Linked DNA regions of Mus musculus: regions 1, 2, 3 and 4 are each linked to region 5. Evidence: chromatin loops called from intact Hi-C (ENCODE). Cell type or tissue: gastrocnemius. All regions are shown on one strand.

Region 1 (4,000 bases), 200 kb after region 5:
AGGAGAATGCAGAAATACGCTCACAATCAACACAGCTCTGACAAAGGAGCACAGAGACCCAACAGAGCAAAGATGGGCCTCCCAGCAGACCAGCCTGAGACTCGGGATGGCCACCAGCTGAGCAGTACATCAAGATGCTAACGGTGGGCTTCACAAATAGTACACCAAAATGGGCCTCCAATAAGGTAGAAGGTTCTACATGTTTATAGAACCTCTTTGGGTTCTATGAAACTTTCCCTACAAGTTGATAAGTGAAAAAGGTGGGTGGCATTTGGTAGAGTAACAGAAGTTTAGATACAGCTCCAAAGTCACTACTCATGAGAAAAAAAAAGAAAAAGAACTGACCAAGTAGATGGCATTAAAACTGAAAATTGCATTTTGGCAGCTAAGCTACCAAGAAGAGGAAAGAACAAGAAGCGCGCTGGAAGAAAATATTTGTCAAAAGTATCACTAAAGGGCTGTTCTGCATATTATGGAAGCAGAGAACAAACAAACAAACAAACAAATAAAAAACCTGTTTTTTAAATGGGATCACCAGAAGAGACATTCCAACCATAAATAAACATAGGAAGAAATGCTCAATATACTTGCTAGAAAACTGTAAATTAAAACAAGATTCTACCACACACCATAGTCCAGAACACTAATGGTACTGTACTGTAGTCCAAAATACTAACAGTTTTGTGTGTCAACTTGACACAAGCTGGAATTTGTGTCACACAGAAAGGAGCTTTCCTTGAGGAAATGCCTCCATGAGATCCAGATGTAAGTCATTTTCTCAATTAGTGATCAAGGGTGGGAGGGTCCATTGTGGGTGGTGCCATCCCTAGGCTGGGTTCTATAAGAAAGCAAGCTGAGCAAGCCAGGAGAAGCAAGCCAGTAACATCCTTCCATGACCTCTGCATCAGCTCCTGCTTCCTGACCTGCTTGAGTTCCAGTCCTGACTTCCTTTGGTGATGAACAGCAATGTGGAAGTGTTAGCTGAATAAACCCTGTCCTCCCCAACTTGCTTCTTGGTCATGATGTTTGTGCAGGAATAGAAACCCTGACTAAGACAGGTACCAAATGCTGGCCAGGACACTAAGCAATGGTAACTGTCACCCACTGCCTTGGGGAGTGAAAAATGGTACTACACTTGGGAAGACAATTTATCAGTTGCTTACAAACTTGTGCCATATGACACAGCCACCGTGGACACTGACCTGGCAGGTGAATGTGCCCACACAGACTCTTCCCATTGGCGTTTATGGCTGCTTCAGACAACCAGGATGTGTGAGGTGAGTATACACATGCCTGATATCATTTTGCAGAGAAGAAAGGTGTGAAGACCATGAAAGGATGTGTGGCTAAAGGGGCCTGGGGGCGAAGAAGAGTGCAAGAGAGCTTCGGGAAGGGACAACTACTTCATGTGACTCTGTAATGATGGATCCATGTCACCAAACACTGGTCAAAACCCAAAGACTGTCCAGCACCAAGAGTGACTCTGATGTGAGCTGTGGACTTCAGCAAAGGACAGGCTATATTGGGTCATCAGTTGTAGCAGATGCTCCACTAGTGGGGCCTGCTAGCAGGTGGGGAGAGCCATGCCTCTGCCCTGCACTGCATGATCAAGTTTTCTGTGGATCTGCAGCTGCTTTGAAAAATAATGGCTTTTTAAAAAATTGTATTTTTATGTATGAAAGTGTTTTCTGCCATGTATGGATGTATACCATATGTGTGCCTGGTGCCTGTAGAGGCTAGGGAGTGTAGGATCCCTTGGAACTGGAGTTACAGGTGGCTGGGGGCCATCATGTAGATGCTAAATAAACTGAATGTATTTGGTTTTCTGCAAGAGCAGCAAGTGCTTTTAACTACTAAGACATCTTGTCAGCCTCATGCCTATCTTTTTTTTTTTTTAACAAAACAAAATCATACAGAGGAAAGTGAATTGATGGAAAATAATAAAAGTCTTGTGTGCTCTGTATTTGTGCCAATGGGATGGCTCAGGGGGTGAGGAAGCCCTGCTGCCAGGCCTGATGACATGCTATCCCGGGACCCACAGAGTGGGGGGAGAGGACTGACTCCTGCAAGCCATCCTCTGACCTCCACATGCAAGCTGTGGCACATACACAGAGAGAAATACATAATTATAACGTCTTGAATTAAGAAGACTCGCTTTCAGAGCTGCTACTAGTGAAGGAGACATAAAAATAACCCATCCCTCCACTATGAAACTGCATACTAAAACATGGCAGAGGGCTCCAGGCAGCAGGAACCATTCCAGGCCACACCGGGGTCACCGGCCAGCAACTAGCTATACCTTTGCAGAGGCTCGAAGGCAGCCAGAAAACAGGACAGGATAGCTGGTGCTAGTGTTGGAGGCATGCTGAGGCTGGTCGGCAGCGTCCCAGTCTGCCTCGCCCCGCCCGCAGTCCTGCTACGAGCAATGCCAGTGTGCAGGGGATGGCATTTCCTTCACAGGCATTGTTCTCTATTTCTCTTCCAGAGAGGAGGAAACTGCTCTAAGCAGGCTGCCAAGGTGACTACAAAGGGGCCAGGAACGCAGGAATGGCTTGACCTAGTCACCGATCCCTGGACTCTAGATGAGCTTGCTCATCTTCTCGGTCTTAGAGGAACTCTCAAACACCGGCCCAACCCCCTCCACTTGCCCACCCTCTCCCACCCCTGGCATCCAGATTCCCTCCCGCCATTGATGTATGTCCTTGCTGCTGGAACAAGAAAGGGGAAGCCTCTGGCATGACGCCCACTGTCTTCTGCATGCTAGAGAGCCGACCGGAGTGGAGGAGAGCAGCAGAGGGCAGATGGGAGATGACTGCAATGGTCACTCCATTTGGAGATTTTAAGCAGCTGGTGTCCCCAGGTTCCATGCAGCTTTCTGCCTAGAAAGTGCTCATGGGCTCAGCAGTGCTCTGGGAGCTAAGTGAGGGTCTATGGTGACAGCTGCAGCAGAACTACAATGCAGACCGCCCAAGAAGACCACAGAGGGCCACAGAGACCAGGACAGCTTCTAGGGGAGCAGCCCACGAGGCTCCTGTGTTAGACAGACAGAGGTCAGCTCTAACACCCAGCACCAGGCACATCAGTCTAATGCCCACTCCCCCAAGGGGTGTCAATCATCCAACAGGAGCTCAACCAACCTCAGCTCCAACCCACCTCTGGAGGGGAGAGAGGAAGGAAGTTACAGAAAAGGAGGCAGGTAACAGCACAGACAGAATCCATCAAGTACATGGGTTGTGGAAGAGAACCTGGCTGAAGGAATCCAGATGTAACTGAGGGCTGACAGGTGCTCGGAACACCCATGTACCCATCCCAACTCATAGTACAACAACCAGCACAGTGAGCATTGCGGGGCCATTGTGGACTCTGCATGATCATCCTGCCTACTCTCTGCTGCCTCCTCCAGCTCTTCCAGCACATGAAGAGAACAGACATCATTCTAGAGGCTTCCTCTGTTCCAGTAGCAAGAGCCATGAACTCTCTGCAGAATCTAAGCCCTTCTGGAAAGAGTCCCAGATCCTCCTCTTGACCCCTTGCACACAATCCTAACAGCTAAGAAGAAAAGCAAGGGACAGGAACTATCAAGATGGCTCAGCGGGCAAAGCATTTGCCTCGAAGACTGACGACCTGAGTACCATCTCTGAAACCACGTGGCAGTAGAGACACAATCCCTACAACTGGCCCTCTGACCTTTGCATGCACACACAGCAGAGTACTCACACGCACACAATAAATAAATTTGTTAAAAGAATATACTTTTAAGGTCAAGGACAAAATCTGCTTCAAAGAGTCACCACACAGCAGTGTGTTGGGTTGAAGATTGAGGGTTCCAGGCCACCCTGAGCTAGTCAGTTCAAGGCTAGCCTGAGTTGCATCATGAGACCTTGTCTTAGAAAAGTTAAATCAATGAAAGACACTGTCTATAGTGAATCACAGTCACTGATGGTACTGAACATAGACAAATGCCAAGGTCCATGTTTAATGTTTTTAAAAATAACCCTCA
Region 2 (4,000 bases), 210 kb after region 5:
TGAATGGCTTTGCAAAGAAAATTAACCAAAGACAAAGAGGTTGAAAGTCCCCTCTAAAGTCTCATAAAGGAGAATGTTTTAAAGGGCACCAATTGTTCTGGAACTTAGAGATGTGAGGAGGCGGAGGACGGGGCCACGCTGCGACCCTCAGAAGCTGGTCTAGTTTTCCAGACACTTCCTCAGTAGCACTTTCTCGTAAGGTCACCTGCCATTTTCTGTTGAAAACAAAAATGTATTCAGTCCCTCAGGCAGCCTAGGGTGGGGGAGGGGAGCTGCCACCGGGTTGGGCTTTTGGAATCACACAAGCGAGGGAGCGAGGGGGACTGAAAGAACAATGGGAGACTTTGTGAGCTGAGCTGGGTCTCACCCCTCAGTTTCCCTGTCTTTAAAACTGGCTGCAAGTGGTGAGGAAAGGAACTGACGAGACCTTTCTCAGGGTCTGCTCAGCACCAGATGGAGCCGCCACAAGCCCCACCAGCCAGCTACAGGGGAGACAGTCATCGCAGCCTGTGCATCTTTCTTTGTTGCACCTTGCTCTACATTGCAACAGTGCTTATGCTCCTGGGATGAAGGCCTCCCGAGCTGCTCCTCCGCAGAAGGTATCCAATGGGAGCGTGGTCTTTGTTTCTGTAGATCTGACTCACTTGGGAATTGTTTGCCTCCATGTCTTTTGTTTATCAGCCGGTTTCCCCTCCTCAGCGCCGGCCAGTGTGGACCATGACTGTCTGCAGCTCACTGGACTTCAGGAGCAGGCTAGCAGGCAGGCAGACAGAAACACTTTGCCTAGAGTCACTCCTGCCCATCCCAGAGGCAAGGGAAGGGAAGGGAAGGAACACAAAGGGTGCATGAACACGTGTCCCAGGGACCCCTCACCTCTAAGCCACCATCTTCTTTGGTGCCTGAATCATTGTTCCTTTTCCTAACCTCCCTCTGCAGATAGGGGTGGCTACATTTAGACCACAGAATCTCAAGGAACAGATTCCTACTTCAAGAAGTCTGTGAATGGATGCCAGTGAGGTTTGCAGCCTCCTTGCCACCCTGCTGTTCCCAGACGGTGTGCAGCGGCACTAAGTAAAGGAGAGAGGTGGCTGCTTGCTCTCCACAGAAGACAAGCTGAGAGGGTGCTGCATGGCTCCTCTATTCACAAACAGGGGAAAATGATGACTCAAGTCCCAGCCCCTCTGTTCTCATATGAACCTTGTCATTTGCCTGTGAAACCCTCATGACCATTGCACAGATCTGTACACAGCCAGCTATTTGTTGCCATTTGGGAGTGCCAGATAATTACCAGAAATCACTCGCCTAAACCAGCCAACACACGCAGGTCACCCTGTGCCTGCACAGGGAAGAGGGACTCTGCATCTATTTTGCAGAGCACCGATAAAGACAGTTTTATCCTCCAGTTCTGAGGTTTTGGATTTTTGAGACAGAGTTTCTCTGTGTAATATCCCTGACTGTCCTGGACTCCCTTTGTAGACCAGGCTGGCCTGAAACTCAAGAAATCTGCCTGCCTCTGCCTCCTGAGTGCTGGGATTCAAAGTGTGTGGCACCACCAGCTCATGCAGGGATTCTGAAAGACAGATGGAACTTGCACTAGTCACATCTCCATTCCTTCCCAAATGTCCGCCATTTGCCGCCGAAGTCCTTCGTTACCATCAGCTCCACAATGGATCACACTTGATTAAGAACCAAAAGCTTGTTCTATTTCAGAAAAACTCCAGGCCCTTCTCTTTACTGTGATTATAAAATCCCACCAGAACTCATTATTTTGCTGCCTTGTCAACTAGCAGACAAACATCAGGATGAGACAAGGACCGCAAAGTGCCTTCCTCCTCCGGCAGAATTCAAAGGCTGGTAACCGCCCTGTGCCGCAGGCAGGGCCACAATTGCCACAGAGCATTGCTGCCCTCTAGTGTTTGCCTGACGCCGAGCAAGATGATAGCAGAGCTGATCCAAACTACAGGGCCCCACTGTGAATAGATAGCAGGTTGCAGTAAGTCCAGATCTCCTCCCTTTAATCTGCAAAGCGGACTTCAGTAACTGCAGAGAGTGAGGGCCCACAGGTCTGTAGAAGAGGAGCAGGGCTGGGAAGCCTGGCAGCCACCCACTACTCTAGCACCAGCTAAGCCCAACAGACTCCACTCCCCAGACCTTTCCGGTCTGCTTGGAGCCTCTTCTGTGTTCAAAGCTGTCTCCTGAACCGCCTGGGCCTGATAACAGCAGTAGCCCACTGCAGAGCTGTGGAAGGACACAGGACCATCTAACCTAAATCCAGCCTCCCAGCTACAAATAATTCAAGGCTTCCCTGGACCTTTCCAGTCTACCTGAGAGGCCTAGCACTCTTCACTCAGAAGCATGGATTACAATTAAGGTGCCACCCTCTTGCCCTTGAAGTACCCTTGCCCTGTGTATTGCCCTCACTGACCTTTGGCAAACCTACACCAGCATGACCCCTGCTGTCTCTCCATGCTCCAGGCCAGTGAGGCCCTAGCAGCCCACCTCAGACACTCAGGTGGTCTTTTTCCCTCATCATGGGTCCTTGCCCTGTGAAGCAAGCCCTTCGATGCCCAGGGTCTCAGTCAGTGCACATTTCACTAAGTTTGTGTATGCCTGGCATGGGGCATCCCTCCCTCCAGTCCTCTACAAGGACTATAGCCTTAGCATCCCTAAAAAACACAGCTTCAGGGCAGGCGAGATGGCTCAACAGCTAAAGGTGCTTGTCACTAGCCTAACTAAGCTCAATTCTTGGGACCCATAACGGGGAGGAGAGAACAGACTATCCAAGACACACACACACACACACACACACACACACACGGCTTGGCCCATTGTTGAACCCTGGATAGAACCAAGTCAAACAGTTAACTTCAGCATGACTAGAGACAGACATCTATCTCCTCTTGTGCCATTTCCCAGGTAACTGAAGTTTCCATATCAAAGGACCCGGTTTTTGCCTCTCCTGGAAACCAACAGAGAGCAGAACTTGGGGGCCTCCCCTCAGGACACAGGGTGCAGCTGGCTCCCAGTGCTCCCCCACTTTGAAGGCATAGGTGCACTTCCCCACATGAAATGGCCAGCAATACTGGTGGAGTCTTTCTTTAGGGGCGTAATTCTGTGTTTGTCTCTTCCTCTGTGGTTGAGCTGACGACTGACAGTTCAGGTACTCTGAGGCAGCCTCACTCTGGTGACTGACTTGGGGAGCCAGGCCCACAGACCAGCCTGAGGGCAGCACGGGGCTCTACAGCAAGCAAGACTCAGAGAGGTCAAGGAGCTCGAGCTCCAGGCACTTGTAAGCCGTCTGATGGGTGCTGGGGGTGGAACTCTGGTCCTCGGCAAGAGCAGGCAATATGTGCTCATAGCCAGAGCCATCATGCCAGCCTCTGGTTAACTATTAAGTTATCGTCCTCCAAAAAAAAAAAAACCTCTAAGGTGAGCATGGCAACTATTGGAGGTGGGGATGGGTGTCTGGCTATGAGCACGCTTCCTGCGTGTTCTGGTGGGATTATCTCAAGTCCCTGCTGCCCTCTACCCTCCCCACATGGCGGCCTACCCGCTACTGCATCTCACCCTTATCCAGCCCAACAGAGGTCTCACCCGCCCACAGGACGTTTGTTGTCCGCCTTTTGCCTCTCAGAGCCCAGCTGACTGAGGTTTAGTGGCTGTCTGCAATTACTCTGCCTCATTCTCCTCAGATACCAGTCTTTCTGTTTCAGCCTATCTGCTTTCCCCAAACAGTTCAGACTCAAGATACCTCATGCTTTCCTAGAGGTCGGCCGGCAAGCCAGTCCACCTGCACCGCACCCTCCTCTACCCAGGTCTTGCCTTATTCTGCTCTTCAAGCAGACTCCAGCATTTGTACCTTTCTGCTGAGACAGCCCTCTCTGGCACCCTCCCCCTCCCCATCCTAGTGGCTGCTCCCTCTGCTGCCATCATGGCTTCTGTGATGTGTGTCACTCATACACCAATCAACACCTGCCTTCCCTATGAAGCTGCCACCCAG
Region 3 (4,000 bases), 260 kb before region 5:
AGCAGACCTGGTACTGCGCAGGGTGCACATGAAGGAGCCCAGGAGTGATGGCCAGAGAGAGAGAAAAGGAAAGGGGTTGAACTAGGTGCTGCTAGGGTTCGGGGATGGGAGGCCAGCTGCTAGAGGGTTTGAGATGGGGATGAAGTGGCTTCCTTCTGAAAAAGTACTGCTCCCCTAAGAGCGCACCCAACCTTGGCAAAGTGAAGAGAGAGTTTGAGGGCCCTGCAGCTGGGGATGAAAAACGAATTTGACCAGTGGAGACAGATTAACCTTTTATGGGGGAAAACAACAACAACAACAAAAACCGGGAGAGTTGGAAATAGAAAAGGAAGGGGCTATGAGCCCTGGAGAGTGCAACAGCAGTGGCCACACGCTCCCCCTTGTAACACACACACACACACACACACACACACACACACACACACGTCCAGCTGCAGCAGCCACCTGGCTCAGCAGCGCCCTACTGGATACTGCCTTCTAGATTGTTGGGGTTTTGACAGCCACCTTAGTTCGGATAGTGGCTGTGTCCCGGGTGGTCTTGCACCTGCTACCCCCCTTCCCCGCTACTTTTCCCTAGAGATCTCGCAGACCACCACTTTTAAGAGTTACACCTCAAGAAAGGATGGACAGGAATTCTCATTTCCCCTCTCCAGCAGTAGCCTCCCCGCCCCCACCCCCCATCCCCACTTCCCCCAGTGCGCGCGCTTCTTCACTGTTCATTTCTTGATTCCTCTGCTGAGGAGCAGAGTGCAGGAACTTCCCCCCCCCCCGCGCGCGCTCCCCCGGCGAGGCACCCTCCAGGTTAAGGCTTGGAAATAGAACAGGAGGATCTGGCCAGGGAGCTACTAGCCTTTGAGTTTAAGGAAGAAGCCAGGATTCCTGTTTAGGTCTTCTGGGTTCCCCACCCACCCATCCTCTTTAGGTTGCCCAGAGGTTTTCTTGCTCACAAAGCTCCCCTAGAGCAGTGCTGCTGCGGACTGGGACAGACAGAATCACGCTTTTGAGACCCCGGGCTTTGGTTTCCTCGACCAGGCTATCTTCTCTGTCCCTAGCCATGGACGCTGATGAAGAGATCTGGTGACCACCAAGCAACAGCTAAAAGGCGGGAGCTAGAAGCTGTCCATGGAGATAGGAGCAGCCTGTGAATCGTCCCCAGCTGTTGAAAGAGTTCGGAGACTTAGAAACCCTGTGTTCTTCAGCTTCCTAGACCATGCCCCAGCCTCTGTCTACCCAGACGCATAGCCCGATGGACTAGGGGCTTCATGTATGCTCCCAGGTAAAATTTAAAGGATCATGAGTGCACCACAGGGCAGGGGCATCGGGCGCTGTGAGCTATTCCTGAACAGTCAAGTCTCCGTGTGGTCTTCCTGGTACCCGGATGGGGAGCTCCACCTGATCAGGTGCGCTCCCCAAAATTCATTTTGGAAGCCAAGGCCCCCGTGCTTTGCAAGGGAGCCTGGCTGCGGAGTGAGTCACCACAAGCGAGCAACAAAGATTCCCAGCAGCTGGTAATTAATTGAGTCGTGGCTCAGCCTACGACGGAACCCCAGTCAGGCCTCCCGCTGCTCTGGCAGCGGTGGCACCCTGAGTCATGGCCTGACCGTCGGGCCAGCAAGAGGTCCGATAGGGCTTGTGCGTCTCGGCGCCACCAGGGGGCGCTAGACTCCGACCCACAGATCTGCCCACGTTTGAGCCAACCAGACTGCAGCGAGGTCCAAGCTGTCCCCAAAGACAAGTGCAGGAGCTGTGGGGGATGGGCTGAGCTCTGATGACTGGAGTCCAGGCTTTGCTCAGAGAAGCTCCAGTTCCACACAGCGTTTTGGAAAGACGGAAAGGCACTTCAGTTTGTTTTATAGGTGAAGGAAAGGCCTCCTGTCCAAGACCACAGAATTACTCCCATCTAGAACCCATTGTCCCCGGGCTTCTTTCCAGAGTTTCCTCCAGGATTCCAGTTTCTTGTCCACATCGCACAACCCAGTTTTTGAATGTCTTTTGACTCCTTGGAGAGGAGCCTGGGTCCTGACTATTCGGCCTGCATCCCTAGTCCCCATTCTCTTGGGAAAGATGCTCAGTTCCCACTCCAGGATGATGCTCAGTGAGTGCTTGCTAGGATGGTGGCAACAAACACACACACACACACACACACACACACACACACACACACACACCAGGGGTAGTTCTGGGAGTTTCACCTCCGAGGGTTACGTGCTGAACCCACGGATTTTTTTTTAATGCTCAAAAAAAACCCCAAAAAACAGTACAGTGTTTTTGTCTGTTGGATAATTGCCAATTAAGCTCAGAAATTCTTCCTGTCTTTGTCTTTTGTCTGGCATGGGCTCCCCTGTCCACCTTTGAGTCAATGACAGCTCTCCCCCCCCCCCCCCGTAGTGCTGCAGGTTCGTAGGTGTAACCCTGGGGCATCTTGACTAGACTTGGGCATGAGTAAGAGGTTTAAGGAGGAGCAGAGACAAGAAGAGAAAGGCTTTGAGGGCATCAATACAGGGCACAGCTGTGGCCAGTGAGTGGGCTCACAGCCTCTCTGTGCCCCTTTGGGAGTCAGTCCCTAGACCTCCCTTCCACTTTGGCTCTCTCTTTAATAAAAGCAGATGCATCTTATTAGCTAATAAAACACATCCTGGTTTTATAACTCTGCCGCCTACTTGTTTGTTCTGTTCTGTACACACATGTCTGCAACCCTTCCTCCAGCCCTTTCACCAGAGAGGGCATATCCTAGCCCCACAATGCATGAGGACAGAACTCCCAAGCCAGTACTTCTTCATACACACACACCCCACTGTGTGTCTAACCACAGGGGTTGCTGCTGAAGGGACTGAAGGAGGAAGGGAGAGAGAGAGAGGAAGGGAGGAAGGAGGGAGGGAGGGAGGGAGGGAGGGAGGGAGGGAGGGAGGGAACCAAGAGAGGGAAGTACAGCACTCTGTGCCAATTATCCCAGGCTGGTGCCACTGCTAGCCCAGGGCAATTTCTTTTGGCTGAGAAGAAGCCAGCACTGTCAGAGGCTCCCTGGACATCATGAATCGTTGGGAGTGCCAAATGCATTGTCGCATTCATATCTCCCTCTCTGAATGCAGGCAGAGGGCACAGAACTATCCCCACGTTCTGCAGGTGAAGCTGAGTTCTCTCATAGCCCCAGCTGGAAGTGGAAGCTTCCTACCAGGGAGCCCTGGATGGTTAATACTGATTGTCAACTTGATAGAATCTAGAATGGGCTAGCCTTTGGGCACAGCTCGGAGGGATCAGCTACAGTAGGTTGATTGATGTAGGAAGACCCACCTTAACTGTGAACAGCAGCTTTCTTTGGGCTGGAGTCCTGGACTGACTAAAAGGGAGAAAATGAGCTGGGCACTAGTGCTTACTCTCTGCTTCCTGCCTGTGGATGTAATATGACCAGCTACCTCTAGCTCCTGCCATTATGCTGTCCTTGTAATGATGAGCTATCTACCCTGAAAGGGGGGGTCAAAAGAAGCCTTTCCTTTCTCAAGTTGCTTTGTCTCCGAGTATTTTAGAATGACAACAGGAAAAGTGGCCAATAGAAGCCCCCTAAACAGGAGCTCCCTCCAGCCTTAGACATGCTCCAAAGCCATGCAATCGGCGCAGTGGGTAGTCTGCCTTCATTTCAACCTTCCAGCCCTGTCAGATTCCAAGAAAAGCACCCCAATGTGGGGCAGAAAGCTTACCCAGCGTTTCCCAAACAATTCATATGTGAGTGAGTGTGTTCTGTGGGTACCCCATTTCACCAACACTGAATTAAGCAGAGGAGAATATGGGTCTTCTGAAAGGCTTTGGTCTGCTAACAAGGATTCTCTCTCTCTCTCTCTCTCTCTCTCTCTCTCTCACACACACACACAGACACACACACACACACACACACACACACACACACTAATACTAGTACTATTATGGGGGACTCCCAAACTCACTCAAGGATGGAACTACCTGTGGGTGAAGCAGCATCAGGTCCCAGAAAGCCATTTCAAAAGCC
Region 4 (4,000 bases), 190 kb before region 5:
AGAAAAGAAGGAAAAGAAGAAAGAAGAAGGAAAAGGAAGGAGGAAAAAGAAGAAAGAAAAAAGTAAGAAGGAGAAGAGGAAGAGGGGGAAGAAGAAGGAGGAGGAGGAGGAGAAGGGGAAGAAGGGGAAGATGAAGAGGAGGAAGGCAACAAAGATGTTCCCCCTGGGAACTGTCAGTAATAGTTAAAACTCTCCGAGATATATGATTAGTGGATAAAAGTCAGAGTTTCCTATAGCAAATGGAGACTGAAATAACAAAAACACATAGCAACATAAACATCCTCACAAAAATGAGATGTTGGACAATAACTCTAACATTATGTACAGAATTGACATCATAAGGAAAACTACAAAACTCTGCTGAAAGAAATAAGAATAAAGTAACTTGGGAAGGCATCTCATTCATGTAGATAGGAAGGCTTGTGGGGTTCAATGTGTTGATCCTTTCCAACTGGATCTACAGATTCAATACAATCCCAAACAAAAGCATAGCAGCTTTTAATGTGGACATCGATGTGCTGGCTCTAAGATGTACAGGAAGAAGGAAGGAACCTCAGAATAGCTAAGCCACTGCAGAAGAACAACACAGTAAGAGGACTAGTGCTACCCAAAGTTCAAGATCTGCTATAGAGTGCTATAGCAATCATGTCAGCATGTCCTGGGGAAAGAAGAAAAATACCAATGGAACAGAGCAGGGATCTCAGAAGTACACTAATGCAAATACAGACTTGGCCTTTTGCAAAAAAAAAAAGTAAAAGAAAGAAGAAAAAAGAAAAGAAAAGGCAAGAACAAATCAAAACAAATTCTGTGAGAACACATACACATAGGAAGAAAGTGATTTATATGCACAATTAGATACTTCACAAAGATTCCTTCAAAATAGAGCACTAATCTATAGATAAAATGCAAAACTATCTAACTCTCACAAGGTAACGCAGGAGAACATCCCAAATGGCAGTAGGTATGTTGTAAAAGACAGTTGAGCAACAGGACCACAGGCCAGATCCAAGACATGAGCCATAAACTAACTGGCAAGGAGAGCTTTAATAGAGACAAAGGCTTCTGTTCCATGGAAGACACTGTCTTAACACCGGGAACACAAGTCACAGGCTGGACATGGAGAATTTCCAAAGACTCGTCTAGTCAAAGATTCTGCTAGAAATATACATAATGTTCTAAAATCCCAATAATAAAACCAATGACTTGACCTAAGAGGCATAGACATGAAATGATACCCCTACCAAAGTAGGGAATAAGTGACATGAGAAGCTGCTCAATGTCACATGTCACTATGGAGTTGACAACGTAAACAGCCAAGAGCTACCATCACACACTTGCCATGAAGACCAAGGTCTCATACACTAATGTCCCCCAGTACAGTGAGGACCTGCAAGAGCAGGAGACATTACAGTTGCTACTGGCGGGAATGTGAGATGGCTCAGTCACTGTGGAGGTCAAAAAATAAAGATATTCCTATCATAGGATCTAGCAAACCCCTCACTACTGCTCAAATGACCTGAAAACGCAGTTCCAGGCAGAAGCCTTCTCATGGATGTTATAGTAGCTGTCCTAGTTCAGCTTTGGGTTGACCCCCCATATGTGGAGTGCTTGGCACCCAGCAGGTGGTGCTATTGGGAGGTGGTGGAAACTGTAGGAGTGAGTCCAGTGGTAGGATGCAGGTTACTTGGAACATACAAGGGAAAGGCTCTATTGTTCCTGGCTCCTTCCCCTCTCTAATTCCTACTACCACTGGGTGAGTGGCTTCTTCCACCAAACCTTTCTACCATAGTGTATTGGTCTTGATGCAGGCTAAAAGGCAGTAGAGCCAGCTGACCATGGACTCACTATAATCCAGGATAAGTCTTTCCTTCTTGATGTTTTCAGATAGCTAACCAAAGATACCAGCACAGTAGCTTGATTGACAACTATTAAAACTTAAATGCAACAATAATGACCTCCAGTGGGTGACCAGGCAGATGATGTGCTATTCAGCACCAAAAGGAAATGAGCTATTGAGCAAAGGGGACATGGGGGAAAATTACATATCACTAAATGGAAGGGACCAGTACAAAAGGCTCTATAACATCCTAAAATTGGTAAGGCCAGAGTATTAGTAAGGAAAGATGATTGGGCAGAGCACACACAAGGTTTCAGGGCAGCCGGGTTATTCTGTTGTGAAGCTCTAATGGTAAAACTGTGTCATAATACACTTGGGCAAAGGCATGGAACATGCAACACCAGGAGTGAGCCCTTGAGCAAAGAGCTGGGCTGAGGGTGAAGCTGCTGTCCTTACATGGGCTCTCTGGCTGTGGTAGATGATCAGTTCTAGGGTTGGATGCTGGAAACACAGACAAAGCCATGGTATTTCATTAGTATCAGAGCAATGGGAAGTTATAAAAATCATCTTCTAACTAAAAAGGGCCAATCCACATAGAAGGCAAGGATCTTAAAGTAGGTACCTAACTACAGAGCCCTAAATTCATAGAGTTGAACATTACAGAGCTGAATGTAAACAGACAAATCCACAATGGCTGTTGGATATTTCAAGTCTTTCTCATTGAACCATACAAAAAAAGAAACAGAAAAACCAGTCTCGGAACAGAAGGTTTGAGTGGCACTAACAGACAAATGACCTAATTAATGTTTGCAGAACCGTTGCCCCAACAGTGGTAGAATATACATTCTTTTCAAGTACACATTGAATATTCATCAATACAGACCATTTCCCCAGCTTTAAAAGAATTGGAGTCACACAAAGTATGTTCTGTGACAATGATGAAATTGAATCAGGCATCTATCTGGACAATCTCCAAACATTTAGAAACTGAACAAGACATGTCCAAATAACTCCTGGACCAAAGGAGAAATTGAATTGGAAGTTAGAAATTATTTTGGAGTGAAAATAAAAGCACAATACATAAAAGTCTACGAAGCATCAATCAGAGGCAACCAACAGGGACATTTGCGGTACTGAATTCCATTAGAGGAAGCAGTACTGAAATATATAACTTCTGCTTCTACTTTAAGAAATGAGGAGAAGAACTGAGACCCAAAGTAAAGTAGGGGAGTAAATAATGAACAGCAAAGTGGAAATCAATGAAATAGAAAACAGAAAATCTATAGAGGAAATCAATGCAACCCAAGCTGGTTCTTCAAGGAGCTCAACAGAATTAACAAGCCTCCAGCTAGAATGAGCAGAGAGGCTGAGAGGAGACATGGATTATCAATAGAGGGACGGATGCAATAGAGGGATGGATGCAGTAACATGGCTACAGTTTCTGTAATAGTGAAGGAAAATAAGGGACTGTCGTGAAAAGCTTTATTTCATTGGAGTTGGCAACTTAGACCAAATATATTCTTTGAAAGACACATTAGCAGAGCTGACCAGAGAAATGGATGTCTTGAATATTCTTTATTATGTGTTACTAAGGAAACCAAATATGTTGACAACCTACTGCTGAGACACATCAGATCCAGATTTACACTGGGAAATTCTCCTAAAGGTTAAAGAGATAACCCTAATTTCTCATAAACCCTTTCAGAAAAAAGGAGTTGAGGAATGCTCCAGCTTTATTTTGATGCTAAAAATTAGACAGGTAAAATAAAATTATAGATACTCCTTGAAGGCACACATTCTTCCATTTTTAAGGAAATGTGGCCCTACATATACATAAAAATGATGCTGTTTCATTTCTACAGATGCTGATCTTAGGAATGCAAGGCTGGTTGAGCATCTGGAAATCAATCAAGGTGACTCACCATGGTCACAAATTAAGAGAGAGAAACCTTATCATCATCAGAATCTAGGCAGAAAAGGCCTGTGACGTGTAAATGGACGCTCATTTCTCATAAGAGCGCCACACACCAGTAATCCAAGAGAATGGCTAAGACTGGGTAAGGGGCAGTGATGGAAACCTACCAGCACCACACACTGGGTAAAAAGACTCAGTGCTTCTCTCTGAGGCCAGGCAGTGGGAGAAGGCCTGGTGCCCACCACTGC
Region 5 (4,000 bases):
GGGGATCGGTGATCCTCACAGCCATCTATAAGGCAGTGACATCAGGTCATGCTGCTCCCTTGTAAGATAAGGATTGCTGGCCGGGTCCTTGATCAACCCTTGACCACAGGGTAAAACCCTCCACTGGCATCCTTGGTGCTCACTCAAAGCAGTGCCGTCGTCACAAAGAACAGAAATCCAAATACCTTTTGAATGGGACACAACATGGCTTCCTGAGGGCAAGGAAGCACTCCTGGGTCCTCCACATGTAGCAGCATCCAGACAGAAATTTGGCTTGGTTTGTTCACACCTTTGCTGTACCACCATACAAAAGACAAAGATGTCTGCCGAAGTCATCTCAGTGCCTATGGCACCCACCCCTGCAGCCACAGAGAGGTGAGATGCCCTTCTGAGTTATCATAACCCAGTGCTGCTGTATAAACCCCAGCATAAAGATGTCTGCCCTCCATCTTGAGGGTAGCAGTGCTGATGCAGCCACTCAGTAGGTGCAGTGAGCTCCTCGGGAAAACCATCCACGGTGTAAGAATGCCACCCCAGGCTTTGGCTGTGTGTATGCAGCTGTGACGAAGCCTGCATGGCTATAGAGCCTGTCTGGGTCCTTAGCATGCCACTCAGTGTGGCTATCCACAGAGTAAAGGCTCCACTGGGTCATCCCCCAACCCTCAGGACAAAGCCATCTGCCCATCTCCTTGCTGTGAGGCATTCTGTGGGAATAAAGTGCCCTGATCCGAACAAACAAATACATCTGTGACACAGGTTGGCAGGTTTGAAATCCCACCCACGTTCTTAGTCTGTAGAGTATGGACCCAAGAATGCAACTATTCACAGAATAAGAGAAATCCAGTGGGTGAGCAGGGCTCCAAGGTGACACAGTGCTGCACAAAGCTGAGGTCGGCCATCCAGCTTCCAGCTGTGCCTCTGCCTACACACAGAGCAAAATGACCCGCCCAGATCCTGGGGAAACAGATGCAGCCGTGATGGGCGCAGCCTTAACAATTCCAGATCTTAATGTGCAGCCACAACAATGAGGCTACCATCTGGGCAAGGGCGCTCCATTGTGCCTTCGTCCCCAAGATAAGGGTATCTGCCTAGATTCTTAGTATACAGCCAACACAATGGAACAGTAAAAGGACGCTTCTCACTGTGCCACCAGCTCCAAAATAACATCAGCCTGGATCCTTAATGCCCAGATGCTGCAATGTATATATCCACATGGTAAAGATGATCGCTCTTACCATACCCAACCTTTGTATGCAGCTATGGCCACAGAGTGGCCTGCGGGGTCTAAATACTCCACCTCCATTCCCGGAATAAAATCTTCTCTGATCCTTAGTACACAGCCACCACACAAAGGAAGGAAGGACGTTTCACAATGCCCTTATCCTTAGGGCAAAATAAATAAATAAATAAATAAATCAAAGAAGCCCAAATTTTTAGTGTGCAGCAGTCACAATGTAGTTACACTCAGGGTAAGGATGCTCAGAAACACCATCCTCGGGATAAGATCCTCTTAGGCTTTTCAAACGCAGCTGTCAAGATGCACTTATCCACAAATACGGGTTTCTGCTATACCAACATCTCAGGTTAAAATCCACTCGGGCACTTGGTGCTCAGCCACCACAATGCAGGCATCCGCCAAGTAGTTCAGACTCTGTTAAACCATCATCCAAAATAAGGATATCCATTTGATTCCTTAGTGCGCAAGCAGCAGCCATATAGGGTGAGGCACTCTGAGGTTATCTGTGCACAGCTCTGCTGCGCCACCATCCGCGGGGAAAAAAAATATCATGCAGAACCTTAGTGCGCCACCAAAACCATTCAAGTGATCCACCCTCTAAGGTTGCTTCGTTGGGTATCCGTGCGCAGCTCCACTGTGCCTCTATCCCCAAGGTAAGAACATCCGTTCAGTCACTGAAGTGCAGCCACAAATATATGTAATTCCCCAGGATTAAGATAACAAAGAGCTGTACAGGCGTTGGCTGGGTAACGGCATACGCCCAAGTCCCAGCCAAGCGTGGAGACCTCCATGGCTCATCATTGTGCTACAACCACAATGCGCCTATCCACAGGGTGATGGCGAGCCTCTGTGCTAGCGTCTCCAGGGTAAAAAGATCGGCCAAGCTCTCCGTTGCATCGCAAGCTGCAGGGTTCTGTGCTCGAAGGTATCTCAACGCTCGAAGGTATCCTCGCACGAACTGCACCGACACAGATATCTGGGCTTTTTCTGTGCCTCCTTTTGCCCATTCCTCGGTCACCACCACAAGTGAAAAACTCCCGGCTCCGCGGCAGTGTCGCAGGTCTTCTATCCAACCATTTTCAGAGTAAAGGCCGCGGATCTTCCCGGAGAGCCGAAGCTGGCCGGAGAGCCGCGGCAATGATCGTCTACATAGCACCAGCGCTTGGATGAGCTATCACACAAGGCCTAAAATCTCAATAAGATGGGCTAACAAGCCACCGGGTCCTCTTCGGTTCGTGGTCACAGAGCTGTAGTAAAGGGGTTCGCTCAGCTTCCAGCCGTGCCGCAGTCTGCAGTCTTTAGAGACGTCTGTCGAGATCTGGAATGCAGGCAGCTGTGACGCAGTCTGCTGGGCGAGTCCGCTCAGACTTCAGTGCGCAGGTGCGGCAATGCGGCAATCTGCTCGGTGGAGACACATTCTGCGGCGCCCTCTACCGGGTAGGAACGCCAGTCCACGAGGCCGGCAGCCCACACAATGAGGCCCCACAGTTGATCAGAATGGTTCTACTGAGGTAGCAACCCTTAGGGTATCGGTGCGCAGCCACACTGGATGGAGACTTGCAGCCTAAGGGTGCTCCACTGAGTTGGCAGGGAAGGCTATCCACACAAATACTCGGTACACCGCGGCCATGGCAGCAAGGCAGTCAGCGGATCTCAGTGCGCAGGCGTGGCAATGCGACAGAATGCACTTTAAGAATGCATTCTGTGGTGCCATCTAGCGGGTAAGAATGACTCTTGGTCCTTGGTTTAGGGGCACGGGGAGAGAGAGAACGTGGGTACCCCAATGGTGACTGGCGCACGGCCCCAGTGGTATAGCATCTACCTGGATAATCCATGCTGTCACACAGGGTGACGATCCACAGCCTAAGGACGCCCTGCCGGGTCTTCAGAGTGAGGGTGTCCAAGCAATAATGATATGACAAAAATGAATGTCCCACTATGTCTGCAGGGTGACGGTGTTCCACCTAGAACCAGGCTGCAGCAGCAAAAAATGCTCAATGTTAGGAACGTAGCCGGGTCCACTGAAGGCGCATGGGGAACATCCGGCATTGCGGTGCGGCGCAGCCCTGCCCATAGCTCTCCCTGCTTAGCCCCTCCTGTGAGGGAAATTCAGGCTGCCTCACTGTTGCACAGACTGTGAGAGCCATGGACTATCCTTTTGCAGTGGTAATCTGGGTGCCCCAGTGACAAGAGGCCAAGGGTGACCAGTGTACCCTTACTGGTCTGCCGAACCAATAATTTGATCCCGATTCATGTGCGATTTGCTAACAATAAGGACTATGTCTTCCAAAATGAGCTTTAAGAAGCTCATTGGGTTGGATTACCAGGAAGGGCCGGGCAACGGGGTTTCCCAGGGCTCACCGGAGGGCAATATGTGACGCACTAATAATTTCTAACCAAAAGCTGAAAGTTTAAAGTCCCACCTTTTTATATTTCTAAATATTCCAGCAATATGGCATCTTGTAGCAAGGAAGCAAAGTATTTTCATTTTATTTGTTGATCACGCTGGGAAGGGTGCCGCACGCAATGGTCCGAGGGAAGAGCCCCTGTGTCCCTGACACTCCTCTTCTTTCTTCAGTATTCACAGGGGAGAGCCTCATGTTAGTGAGGGCCACACATGAGGCAACAAGAGGCTAGGAATCAGAACCTTCCCTAAGAAATTGAGTAGAGATGTGTTTGTTTCTTTTTCTTTTTTTTTTCTTTCTTTTTTTTTTTTTTTTTTTTTTTTTTTGGATGTGTGTTGGGGGAGGGTTTTTTTGGTTT

The links. A loop is a pair of places that touch in the nucleus more often than their neighbours do. Peaks named below come from ENCODE experiments on the same cell type or tissue, not always from the same donor. Only the 100,000 strongest peaks of a DNase experiment are listed, where the experiment ranks them.
Region 1: it touches region 5 in a loop (2.0-fold over the local background); 19 of 42 quality-filtered maps call a loop at or near these places.
Region 2: it touches region 5 in a loop (2.6-fold over the local background); 19 of 42 quality-filtered maps call a loop at or near these places.
Region 3: a loop joins it to region 5, with 18 times the contacts of the local background. A loop is called at or near these places in 13 of 42 quality-filtered maps.
Region 4: it touches region 5 in a loop (2.3-fold over the local background); 10 of 42 quality-filtered maps call a loop at or near these places.

What each region holds. Positions count from the first base shown.
Region 1 is chr15:73,006,984-73,010,983 of GRCm38, forward strand. All of the region lies in intron 7 of Trappc9 (trafficking protein particle complex 9), which reads right to left. Among named protein-coding and RNA genes, the nearest start is that of Gm31665, 37 kb to the left of the region's middle. In gastrocnemius, no CTCF peak of the experiment used is centred here; DNase peaks (open chromatin) are centred at 2,362 and 2,734.
Region 2 is chr15:73,021,184-73,025,183 of GRCm38, forward strand. The region is part of intron 6 of Trappc9 (trafficking protein particle complex 9); the gene reads right to left. Among named protein-coding and RNA genes, the nearest start is that of Trappc9, 38 kb to the right of the region's middle. RefSeq lists an enhancer at 1-2,136. In gastrocnemius, a CTCF peak has its summit at 1,909 (motif pointing left); DNase peaks (open chromatin) are centred at 353, 1,611 and 1,899.
Region 3 is chr15:72,547,926-72,551,925 of GRCm38, forward strand. It overlaps a transcript of Kcnk9 not described here. Among named protein-coding and RNA genes, the nearest start is that of Kcnk9, 2.2 kb to the left of the region's middle. In gastrocnemius, a CTCF peak has its summit at 1,649 (motif pointing right); DNase peaks (open chromatin) are centred at 451 and 1,704.
Region 4 is chr15:72,613,166-72,617,165 of GRCm38, forward strand. The region is part of intron 20 of Trappc9 (trafficking protein particle complex 9); the gene reads right to left. Among named protein-coding and RNA genes, the nearest start is that of Kcnk9, 67 kb to the left of the region's middle. In gastrocnemius, a CTCF peak has its summit at 1,614 (motif pointing right); no DNase peak of the experiment used is centred here.
Region 5 is chr15:72,807,425-72,811,424 of GRCm38, forward strand. The region is part of intron 16 of Trappc9 (trafficking protein particle complex 9); the gene reads right to left. Peg13 (paternally expressed 13) reads right to left here and starts at 2,900. Exons shown (of 1, transcript NR_002864.2): 1 at 1-2,900. In gastrocnemius, CTCF peaks have their summits at 1,795, 2,733 and 2,934 (motif pointing left); DNase peaks (open chromatin) are centred at 1,790, 1,994, 2,625, 2,901 and 1 more place; H3K4me3 peaks cover 3,919 bases; H3K27ac peaks cover 2,391 bases.